Linked DNA regions of Homo sapiens: region 1 is linked to region 2. Evidence: chromatin contacts called from ENCODE Hi-C or POLR2A ChIA-PET data. All regions are on one chromosome and are shown on one strand. Each heading gives the region's core, a stretch centred on a gene start or an enhancer-like site at or near the end of the contact. The rest is flanking DNA. Distances are from core to core; before and after follow the strand shown.

Evidence for each region. Hi-C counts contacts between places; a loop is a spot of excess contacts on that map. ChIA-PET counts read pairs that join two places held with the same protein, here RNA polymerase II (POLR2A).
Region 1: a loop to region 2 is called in a map of posterior vena cava, with 5 times the contacts of the local background. The contact joins two enhancer-like sites. A Hi-C loop is called at or near these places in 1 of 168 maps with a recorded cell type or tissue (posterior vena cava). POLR2A ChIA-PET finds 5 or more read pairs at or near these places in 1 of 52 experiments (H1).

Annotation. Positions count from the first base shown.
Region 1 is chr19:16,117,036-16,122,270 of GRCh38, forward strand. RAB8A (RAB8A, member RAS oncogene family) reads left to right here. Exons shown (of 8, transcript NM_005370.5): 2 at 1,191-1,251; 3 at 4,715-4,775. HSH2D-AS1 (HSH2D and RAB8A antisense RNA 1) reads right to left here. Exons shown (of 2, transcript NR_199156.1): 2 at 4,804-5,235. Among named protein-coding and RNA genes, the nearest start is that of RAB8A, 7.8 kb to the left of the region's middle. RefSeq lists enhancers at 399-648, 1,779-1,868, 2,029-2,088, 2,569-2,618, 3,039-3,088. Within about 2 kb of position 2,621, at least 15 of the 41 ENCODE cell types and tissues checked have a DNase peak (open chromatin) inside an H3K27ac peak, as active enhancers do.
Region 2 is chr19:14,549,838-14,554,942 of GRCh38, forward strand. All of the region lies in intron 1 of TECR (trans-2,3-enoyl-CoA reductase), which reads left to right. It also overlaps a transcript of DNAJB1 not described here. Among named protein-coding and RNA genes, the nearest start is that of NDUFB7, 20 kb to the right of the region's middle. RefSeq lists an enhancer at 1,844-2,343. Within about 2 kb of position 1,719, at least 23 of the 41 ENCODE cell types and tissues checked have a DNase peak (open chromatin) inside an H3K27ac peak, as active enhancers do.

The DNA of each region.
Region 1 (5,235 bases), core at 1,371-3,870, 1.6 Mb after region 2:
TTAGTGTCTGGCTTCTCTCAGCATCCTGTCTTCAAGGTTCATCCACATTGTATAGCATGGATGAGTACTCCGTTCCTTTTTATGACTGGGTCATATTCTGTTGTATGGTTGGACCACATTTTGTTCATCCATTCATCTGTTGGTGGACATACTAGAAAGTTTGGAGCAGAGGGCCGGGTGCGGTGGCTGATGCCTATAATCCCAGCACTTTGGGAGGCTGAGGCAGGCAGATCATTTGAGGTCAGGAGTTTGAGACCAGCCTGGCCAACACGGTGAAACCCCATCTCTACTAAAAACTCAAAAATTGGCCGGGCATTGTGGCAGGCACCTGTGGTCCCAGCTACTCGGGAGGCTGAGGCAGGAGAATCACTTGAACCTGGGAGACAGAGGCTGCAGTGAGCCAAGATTGTGCCACTGCACTCCAGCCTGGGCGACAGAGCGAGACTCCATCTCAAAAAAAAAAAAAGAAAGTAAGTTTGGAGCAGAGGTTAGCTGTGTAACATGGTTAGGGTTATATTTTTGAAGGCTGGGGAGGGGACTGCGGGTGAACAGTGGGAGCCTGGGGAACATCAAGGTGGCTGCGAGGTCACCGTGGGGAAAGGGGATGAAAGCGGGAGGTGAGAGACAAGGAAGATGGGGTCAGGAAGGCTTGTTAGGAGGTGATCTTCAAGGGGGCCTTAAAGGAGGAGAAGTGTGCCTAGCTGACGGGCCAGTGGGACACAGACCACCCGCAGAAAATGAATAGCATGTACAAAAGCTGGGGGCAGGAGAGAACGTGACCATGTGCATTGACGCATGGTGGGGCCTAAGGCCCTGTGTGCCTGGGGGTTGGTCAGCTGCAGGGTGTTGGGGAGCAAGGGACTCAGGCCTGCAGAGGGCTCTGTTGAGACCCACTCCGTACAACTGCCTGGGGTGGGGAGGCGGGTTCAGCTGGCAGCAAGGGACAAGAGCAGGGCTTTGCCACCCGCGCCCCCTGGGTTTGCTCTGCACTGCTCCCATCAGCTCTTGGAGAGGGAAAATATCTCCAAGTGTTTCCAGATCTGGATATTCCGACATCCTGCATGCCCAGCACCAGGCAGGGTCTCCGTAAGCCACAACAGCTGTCACCTGCACAGGTTGGTGGCGCCCAGCTCAGACACAACTTGGGAAATGGGCTGACAGTGACGTGCCTTTTTTCTTTTTTCTTTCAGGAATTGACTTTAAAATTAGGACCATAGAGCTCGATGGCAAGAGAATTAAACTGCAGATATGGTAAGAGTCATTGTTCTCTGTCATTCTCTCCACCTGGCAATGGCTTCAAGCCAGAAGCCCTTGGCCTTCTCCCTCCACCGTCCCTGTGACCTTGGCCTCCATTTCTTGGTGCCCAGTCCTGGCACATGGGGCTTTCTCCAGAAGCTCCTGGAGGTTTATACCCAGCCCAGAGAGCTGTCCTCTGCTGGCTGCAGGGCACCAGGGCCTACAGCATCATAGGCACAAAGCTGCCCAGCCCTGGCTAGCTCAGTGTTCCACAGTGGGCACCATCTGGGTCTGGCCTTCAGAGTGGGCTGCTTCTGTTGAACGGGAAGAGAGCCCTCTCAGTGCCAGGTGCTGGTGACGCCTGCAGGGACTGTGAGATGCCCCAGCCGAGAGTTTCCTTTTGAGCCTCTCAACCCACTCAGAAGCATAAAGGTCCAACTTCACTTCCTCTTTTCTCCCCTGGGGCAGGCCTGGCCTCCCTTCCTAGCGTACAGACCGAAACCCCAAACCGAAATTAAGCGGAGGGCCGGGCCCCATGTTGAGACCTGTTTCCATTCCTGAGAACTAAGGGTGACTTCCCATGCACATACAATTAGGGAAGTGGGGAGACTCCAAGTCGCCATCGCTGGCCTGATTCTAGTTTGCTGAGACTGAGTTCAGGTGGCGGGTATAGTGGGGTCCTGCCCTGCACACATGCCACTCGCACAGAGTCACTGGCCCTGAGCAAAACAAAGAGAAGTCACATTTAAGAGCATGGTGCAATTTCCCTGTCACCCAAACCAGGCAAGTGCCTTTGAGTGGGAGCAGTGTGCCAGGAGATGGGCCACGAAGTCATCCTCCCTCAAGTCTCAAAGTTTGACCGGTCACCCCCACTTGCCAGTTTCAGGGAGCCCCACAGCTACCCTTGACTCCAGGTGCTATTCACCTCTTCTTTTTTTTTCTTCTTTTTTTGAGACGGAGTTTCGCTCTTGTCGCCTAGGCTGGAGTGCAATGGCGCGATCTTGTCTCACCGCAACCTCTGCCCCCCGGGTTCAAGTGATTCTCCTGCCTCAGCCTCCCAAGTAGCTGGTATTACAGGCATGCACCACCACGCCCAACTAATTTTGTATTTTTAGTAGAGACGGGGTTTCTCCATGTTGGTCAGGCTGGTCTCCAACTCCCGACCTCAGGTGACCCACCCACCTCGGCCTCCCAAAGTGCTGGGATTATAGGCGTGAGCCACCACGCCCGGCCCTACTGTTCACCTCTTAATCTGACTTTGGGAGTCGGGTAGGTTTAACTTGCAGTTCATCCTGCAGACATTGGTAGTAAGTCAAGCTCTGGCTGCCTTGTAAGTTCCAAGCCATGGAAGTTTCTCCACTTCCAGCACGTTGGTGCCATGTCACCCTTTGTTCCCAAGTCCAAAGTGACACTGCATCAGCAAGCAGAAGTTTCACTTTCCTCCTGCCTTCCTGCTTCTGCTCTTAGCAATCGTGGTGAGGTTAGTGACTCAAAACTCTTCTAAGGACTGTAGTTGAAAAAAAAATGACTGGTTTTTTTTTTTGTTTCTTTGTTTTTTTGAGACAGAGTTTTGCTCTTGTTGCCCAGGCTGGAGTGCAGTGGCACGATTTTGGCTCACTGCAACCTCCGCCTCCTGGGTTCAGGCAATTCTTCTGCCTCGGCCTCCCAAGTAGCTGGGATTACAGGTGCCTGCCACCACGCTCGGCTAATTTTGTATTTTTAGTAGAGACGGGGTTTCGCCATGTTGGCCAGGTTGGCTTCGAACCCCTGAATTCAGGTGATCCACCCGCCTCGGCCTCCCAAAGTGCTGGAATTACAGGCGTGAGCCACCGCACCTGGCAAAAATGACTGTTTTTAACCACTCATGTCTCCTGCTGCTGGTGTCAGAAAGTCAGCTTAGCTCCAAGCAAGGTGTTTCTGCACAATCCAGACGTATAGAGCCCTCCGGGTCCCAGCAGGGCCGTGGGAGGAACCCTGGGCTTGGAGACAAAAGACCTGAGTCTTGCCCTGGCTCTGTCACCAATCAGTTAGGTCACCTTTAATTTTTTTTTTTTTTTTTTTGACAAAGTCTCACTCTGTCACCCAGGCTGGAGTGCAGTGGCATGATCTCAGCTCACTGCAACCTCCACTTCCTTGGTTCAAGCAATTCTCGTGCTTCAGCTTCCCGAGTAGCTGGGATTACAGGCACCTGCCACCATGCCTGGCTAACTTTTGTATTTTTAGTAGACAGGGTTTCACCATGTTGGTCAGGCTGATCTCAAACTCCTGACCTCAGGTGATCTGCTGGCCTCAGCCTCCCAAAGTGCTGAGATTACGGGAGTGAGCCAACACGCCTGGCTTTTTTTTTTTTTTTTCCTGAGACAGAGTCTTACTCTGTCACCCATGCTGGAATATAGCGGCACGATCTCAGGTCACTGCAACCTCCACCTCCCAGGTTCAAGCGATTGTTGTGTCTCGGCCTCCTAAGTAGCTGGGACTACAGATCCACGCCATCATGCCCGCCTAATTTTTGTATTTTTAGTAGAGATGAGGTTTCATTGTGTTGGTCAGGCCGGTCTCGAACTCCTGGCCTCAGGTGATCCACCCGCCTCGGCCTCTTAAAGTGCTGGGATTACAGATGTAAGCCACTGCACCAGGCCAGTTAGGTTACCTTTTTTTTTTTTGAGACGGAGTCTTGCTCTGTCACCCAGGCTGGAGTACAGTGGTGCAATCTCGGCTCACTGCAGCCTCCACCTCCTGGGTTCCAGCAGTTCTCCTGCCTCAGCCTCCCAGGTAGCTGGGATTACAGGCACGTGCCACCATGCCTGGCTAATTTTTGTATTTTTTGTAGGGACGGGGTTTCACCAAGTTGGCCAGGCTGGTCTCAACCTCCTGACCTCAGGTGGTCCACCTGCCTCGGCCTCCCAAAGTGCTAGGATTACAGATGTGAGCCACTGCGCCCGGCCAGTTAGGTTACCTACCTTTAAACCAAACACTAAGTACCCTTCAAGCCAGGAGCTGGACTGGGCATGGGTATGTCTTACCCAGGCATCACCTCCCGGGCAATAGGCCCTGTGTTCCTTGTCATGCAGATGAGGAGGGACTTTCCCCATCATTCAAACCAAGATGGCAGGCCTGAAAGCTTTTCCTGAGTCCCAGCCACCCTCAACAGCAAGAGCTATGTTCCTGAGCCACATGACTGGCTCTTCTGTGAACCAGAAACTCCAGGGAGAATTCCCTGGAAGCAAAGGTGCAGAAGAGGAGAAGGCGCATGGGTCAGGGATCCCATCATGGCTCTGCCACATCAAATGACCCCTCCAGGCCACAGTGTCCTTCCCTGTAATAATAGGGAGATTAGAAGGTGCTGCCTTAGCAGAAGAAGGTATCACAGTGGCTGAACGGTGAGAAAGCCAGGCATCCCGGGTAGATGCTCCTTGTCTCCTACTGAGGACAGTTATTTTCCTTTAATGTTGCTAATATCCCTTCTCTTCATGTTTAGGGACACAGCCGGTCAGGAACGGTTTCGGACGATCACAACGGCCTACTACAGGGGTGCAATGGTAGGGACTTTTTGTTTGGTTGTTTTTATCTGCTTTTTAAGTCAACATGGGAGCGTCACTGTGCATTGGTTACCGAAGCCTAGATGTTTCTGTGGAGCCCGTGCCCCAACTCCTCAGGGCTCCTTGGTCCCAAGTTAGTCTTAGGAACAGGCTTTGTGCCCCGGCCTACCCCCATGTACATACCTCCCCTTCTGGCTGCAGAGACAATGCAAGGTTTAAATAAAGTGGAAACATAATTCTTTGGGAATGAAGAAAGACACAGGAAGCCGGTTCTTCCAGGTGAGCTCAGTGCAGTTAAAGCCGGCATGCCCCGACTTTTAGGAGCTGTCACATGACCTGCATCTGTCTCTGAAATTTGCTACCAAAAGCTTGAAGATCTTCCAGGAGCTGACCTGCCCTGGGCTGTCGGCCGTTATATCCGTCACCCAGGCCTGAGGCGGGATGACGTGATGGGAAGACT
Region 2 (5,105 bases), core at 469-2,968:
GAGGCTGAGGCAGGAGAATCACTGGAACTCGGCATGCGGAGGTTGCAGTGAGCCGAGATTGTGCCACTGCGCTCCAGCCTGGGCAACACAGTGAGACTCTGTCTCAAAAAAAAAAATAAAAAAAATAAACTATACACCTGCCCCCTTCAACTGCCACTCCCTGTCCCCTTTCCTTTCTTTCTTCTTTCCATGTCGCACGTCACCTTTGAACATATTACATATAGCGATTTATTTCATTGTCACTCTTTCTTTGCCAAGATGTGAGTTCCATGCGAGCAGGGATTTTTGTCTCTCCTTCTATAGCTGAACCCCACAGTCCTTAACAGGGCCTGGCATGTGTCAGTGAACAAACGAGCCTCAGTTTCCTTACCTGCAAAAGAGGATGAATACATTGTAAAGGAGATGATTCGTGTTGAGGATGAGCCTCCGTGCCTGGCTGGTTGTGAGTGGGCGGGTGGTGTTAGCTGCCGCCGCGTGTATAAAGCCTGCCACGTAGATCCCAGTCTAGGCTCTTTGGCAAGCTGAGCTCATGGGGGTGGACTAACCTGTCTGCTGGACTCGGGCAGTCGGGGGTTGGCCCGGATGAGCTCCTCCTGCTCCTCCAGTCAGTTTGTATCTGCAGGGCTCAGCCTCTGGCCCCCTTCCAGCTTCCTGGTCCGACAGCGCCTTCCTGCCCTGAGTTGGAGAGAGACCCAGGTGTCGTCCCCAACTGCCACCCAGCTGTGGGTGCAGGGATGCAGTTCTGGACCATCCCCTGGGGGTCTGGGACCTGGGGAGTTGAGTGTTTGGCCTTTACACTGGAGCTCCTTGAGGGCTGGCCCCAGCGGCCAGGAGTGTCAGTTTTTTGGTTTGTTTGTTTTTTAGATGGAGTCTTGCTCTGTTGCACATGCAGCAGTATAGTGGCGTGATCTCAGCTCACTGCAACCTTCACCTCCTGGGTTCATGCGATTCTCCTGTCTCAGCCTCCCCCGTAGCTGGGACTACAGGCCCGTACCACTATGCCCAGCTAATTTTTGTAGAGACAGGGTTTCACCATGTTAGCCAGGCTGGTGTCGAACTCCTGACCTCAGATGATCTGCCCACCTTGGCCTCCCAGAGTACTGGGATTACAGGCATGAACTACCACACCCGGCCGCTCCTTTTACTTATGAGGACACTCCTTTCTCTTATTAAGTCCACCTTAAATTCAGGATAATGTCATCTTAAGATCCTTAATTATATCTGCAAAGACACTATTTTTTTTTCTTTTTTTGATATGGAGTCTTGCTTTGTCACCCAGGCTGGAGTGCAGTGGTGCGATCTCGGCTCACTGCAACCTCCACCTCCCAGGTTCATAACGATTCTCCTGCCTCAGGCTCCTGAGTAGCTGGGATTACAGGCACCCACCACCACACCCAGCTAATTTTTTTGTATTTTTAGTAGAGATAGGGTTTCATCATGTTGGCCAGGCTACTCTCGAACTCCTGACCTCAGGTGATCCACCCACCTCGGCCTCCCAGAGTACTGGGATTACAGGCGTGAGCCACTGCACCTGGCCAATTATTATATTTTGTGTAGAGAAGGAGTTTTGACATGTTGCACAGGCTGCAGGAATTCCCTAATTCCTAAGCAGTCCCTGTGTTAGATGGTCTTGCAGGCACACCCATTTACTAGTTGGAGAAGCAGACAGGCAAGGCAGGTCTGACACCGCCCCCTGTGGCAGTGCCTCTCAGTCAGCATTGAGGACGCGCCCCTGCTTTTCTAGGCCCATTGGCTGTCTTAGCTAGTGACAGGAAAACATGCAGGAGGCATTGCCACAGCTGTAAACCCTGCCTGGGCCCCGCTGTGGTATGAGTTGCTGATAGACCTTTTGCTCTGGTACAGCCTGGCTGTGTGAGGCTGTGGGGCAGAGGCCAGCGGGCTGGGTCCTCAGGCCAGGCAGAGAGGCTCAGTTCTTGGTGTCTGCTGGAGGATCGCATCCAGGGTGGTGGGTTTTTTGTTTTTTTGTTTTTGTTTTTCTTTTGTTTGGTTTTACCCTTATTTCTTTATTTCTTCCTTTCTTCCTCTTTTTCTTTCCTTTCTCTCTCTCTCTCTCCCCCTCCCTCCCTCCCTCTCTCTCTCCCTCCCTCCCTCTCTCTCTCTCTCTCTCTCTCTCTTTCTCTCTTTTTTTTTTTTTGAGATGGAGTCTCGCTCTGTCGCCCAGGCTGGAGTGCAGTCAGTGGTGCAGTCATAACTCAGCCTTGACCTCCTGGGCTCAAGCAGTCCATCTACCTTGGCCTCCCAAAGTGCTGAGATTACAGGCATGAGCCACCGCGCCTGGCCTTTTTCTTTTCTTTCTTTCTTTCTTTCTTTTTTCTTTTTTTTTTTTTTTGAGATAGCGTGTCTTCTGTCCCCCAGGCTGGAGTGCAGTGGTGCAATGATAGGTCACTGCAGCCTTGACCTCCCGGGCTCAAGCAATCCTCCCAGTCTGGCCTCCCAAACTGCTGGGATTATAGGCGTGAGCCACCGTGCCCGGCCTGCCTTTTCCTTTCTCTGTTGCACATAGCCCTGCTCTCTAGGATGGAGGCATTATTTTATTGTAGGAGCTTTGGGCCTGAGCAAGCTGGGTGGACACTCACATGGGCACTTCCAGGCTACTTACCTTGGGCGAGGGCTTCCTCGTTCCCAAGCCCCAGTTTTCCAAGCCACGTAACAGGCATCACAGTCTTTTTCTTTTCTTTTCTTTTCTTTTTTTTTGAGAGGAGTCTCGTTCTGTCGCCCAGGCTGGAGTGCAGTGGCGCAATCTCTGGCTCACTGCAAGCTCCGCCTCCCGGGTTCACGCCATTCTCCTGCCTCAGCCTCCCGAGTAGCTGGGACTACAGGCACCCGCCACCATGCCCGGCTAACTTTTTTTGTACTTTTAGTAGAGACGGGGTTTCACTGTGTTAGCCAGGATGGTCTTGATCTCCTGACCTCGTGATCCACCCGCCTCGGCCTCCCAAAGTGCTGGGATTACAGGTGTGAGCCACTGCGCCCGGCCCAGTCTTTTTCTTATAGGGCCTGGGTGAGGCCTGGGTGGCAGTCTCAGCATAGTCCTAGGTACAGGGTGAGCATCTGATAGATGTCACGTCTGAATGAAACGGGCGAGATCAGCGTCGCTCTGGGTGGGCCAGTGCTCCTCGGAGGCCCTGAGGGCACAACCGCAGGGATGGGTGTAGGCTGTGGGTACCACTGAGAATGGGGGGCAGGCCCAGGGCTGAGACCCAGGTTCTCCAACTTCCCACTGTGTTTGTCTTGTGCCATATTCATCCTCTATGAATGGCTGTGGCTGCTCGCCCAAGCCAGGAGCTCGTGCGTCCGATGACCATCTTCCAAGGCTGGATTGCTACCTGCTCGCTCGGGGCTCTGCTGGATGGGAACAGCAGCTCCAGCTTCTCCGGGTCCCGGGCTACCGCTGCCTCTGCACCTGGCCCTGGCCTCGGATCCGAGAGCCCAGAGACATTGGCATTGAGACCCTGGCACCTCTCGTCTTGCCAGCACAGGTAGAAGACAGGAGCAGAGCGGTCCAGGGACCTGGGAGTGGGAGGTCAGCCACTCTCAGCCCTTCCTCCCCACCCTGGGTGACATTCTGCTTCCACTGTGGCGCCTCGGGGAGGCTGGTGCAGCCGCCCCCGGGTGCCACTGAGAAACGAGGTCATACACTGAGGCCACTGGGGAAGGTGGTATTTCTGGCCGAGCAGGTGTGGCCTGTGCAGGGTTCCTGGCAGCTGAGCCCTAGGTCTTCTCAGCCATCCTGGCATTAGCAGGTTGACTTGATATTTCTGGAAGTGGGAAGGAAAGGGAGCCGAGAGGGCTGAGCCGCTGAGCCGGAGTCCAGATGAATGTGCCGGAGTCTCTGCATTTGTGATGGGGGCGAGGTGATGGGGGCGAGGTGGCCGGCGTGGCTCTGGGCATGATCGGGCCAGGCCTCCGACCTCTATGCTGGGCATTGGCTGGACAGGGAGCTCAGGCGATGAGTGCAGCAGCGCTTGTGCCCGGCGCGGGGATGGTGAGTGCCTGGCTGGCCAGCTGCAGGACCTGTCAGGCCCTTTGTGTCTTTACCTGGGGCCCTGGTTGCACTGACCAGGGCTCGCACCCCCAGCCAGGCCTCTTGTGCCCCAGACTCGGGAGATGCTTCCTACCAGGAAGTGCAGTCCCCTGCGGGGTCCGAGAGAGCCTGCCGGAGCTTTGAGCTCAACAGGTGGGCTGTGCGGCACCACATCAGCTCTGCAAGGGGGCCCTGGAGGCCCATGTGTGGTGGGGTATGGCCTGGCTTTCAACATGCACGCGTGGTCTTCTGGGCTCTGGGATTTACTGCTTAGATCTTGGCCTCTTCATCTGTGAAACGGAGCTAATGGCTCCTGCTCCCTCCGGCTGCTGCAGGAGAGATGTCTGGGAAGCTGTGGCAGTTCCAGCCCCGGGCAGGGAACGTGAAATAACTGTTGGTCGCTGTTCTCACTCATCACCATTAGGCAGGTCACGTCCTAGGACACACAGAAGTTTCAGGTTCATAAGCCATGGGAGATGAGGCCGGCCCAGAATCCAAGCTTCCCGCTCTGGCCCGGGTCTGCCCCTCTTCTGGGGCTGAGAGGGCAGGCAGGTGCCTTGCTGGGTCCTGTGGTGTGGACTCTGCCGCCAGCAAGGCCATTGAACCTGCTTGTTTACAGCCGGGAGAGGACTGGGAAGCACCAGTCTTGGCTTGTTTGTGAAGCTGGGGAAGCCGAAGCTCCAGAGGCCTTCTGTGCATGGCTGTGTGTGCCAGGCCTTCAGGCTGCGCCTCCAGGGGATGAGCAGGAATTGCAGGCTCAGCTCTTCCAGCCTTGGCTCAGGTGGTGCCTGCTCCTCCCTCCTTCCCTGTACCTCTCATCCCCACACCCACTCCACTCTCAGGCCACACCCACTCTTCACCTCCACATCTGTCCAGAATTTCACTGCTTGTCTCTGCCTTGTGCTTTTTTTTTTTGAGATGGAGTTTCACTCTGTCACCAGGTTGGAGTGCAGTGGCCTGACCTCTGCTCACTGCAACCTCCGCCTCCTGGGTTCAATCGATTCTCTTGCCTCAGCCTCCTGAGTAGCTGGGACTACAGGCGTGTGCCACCATGCCCAGC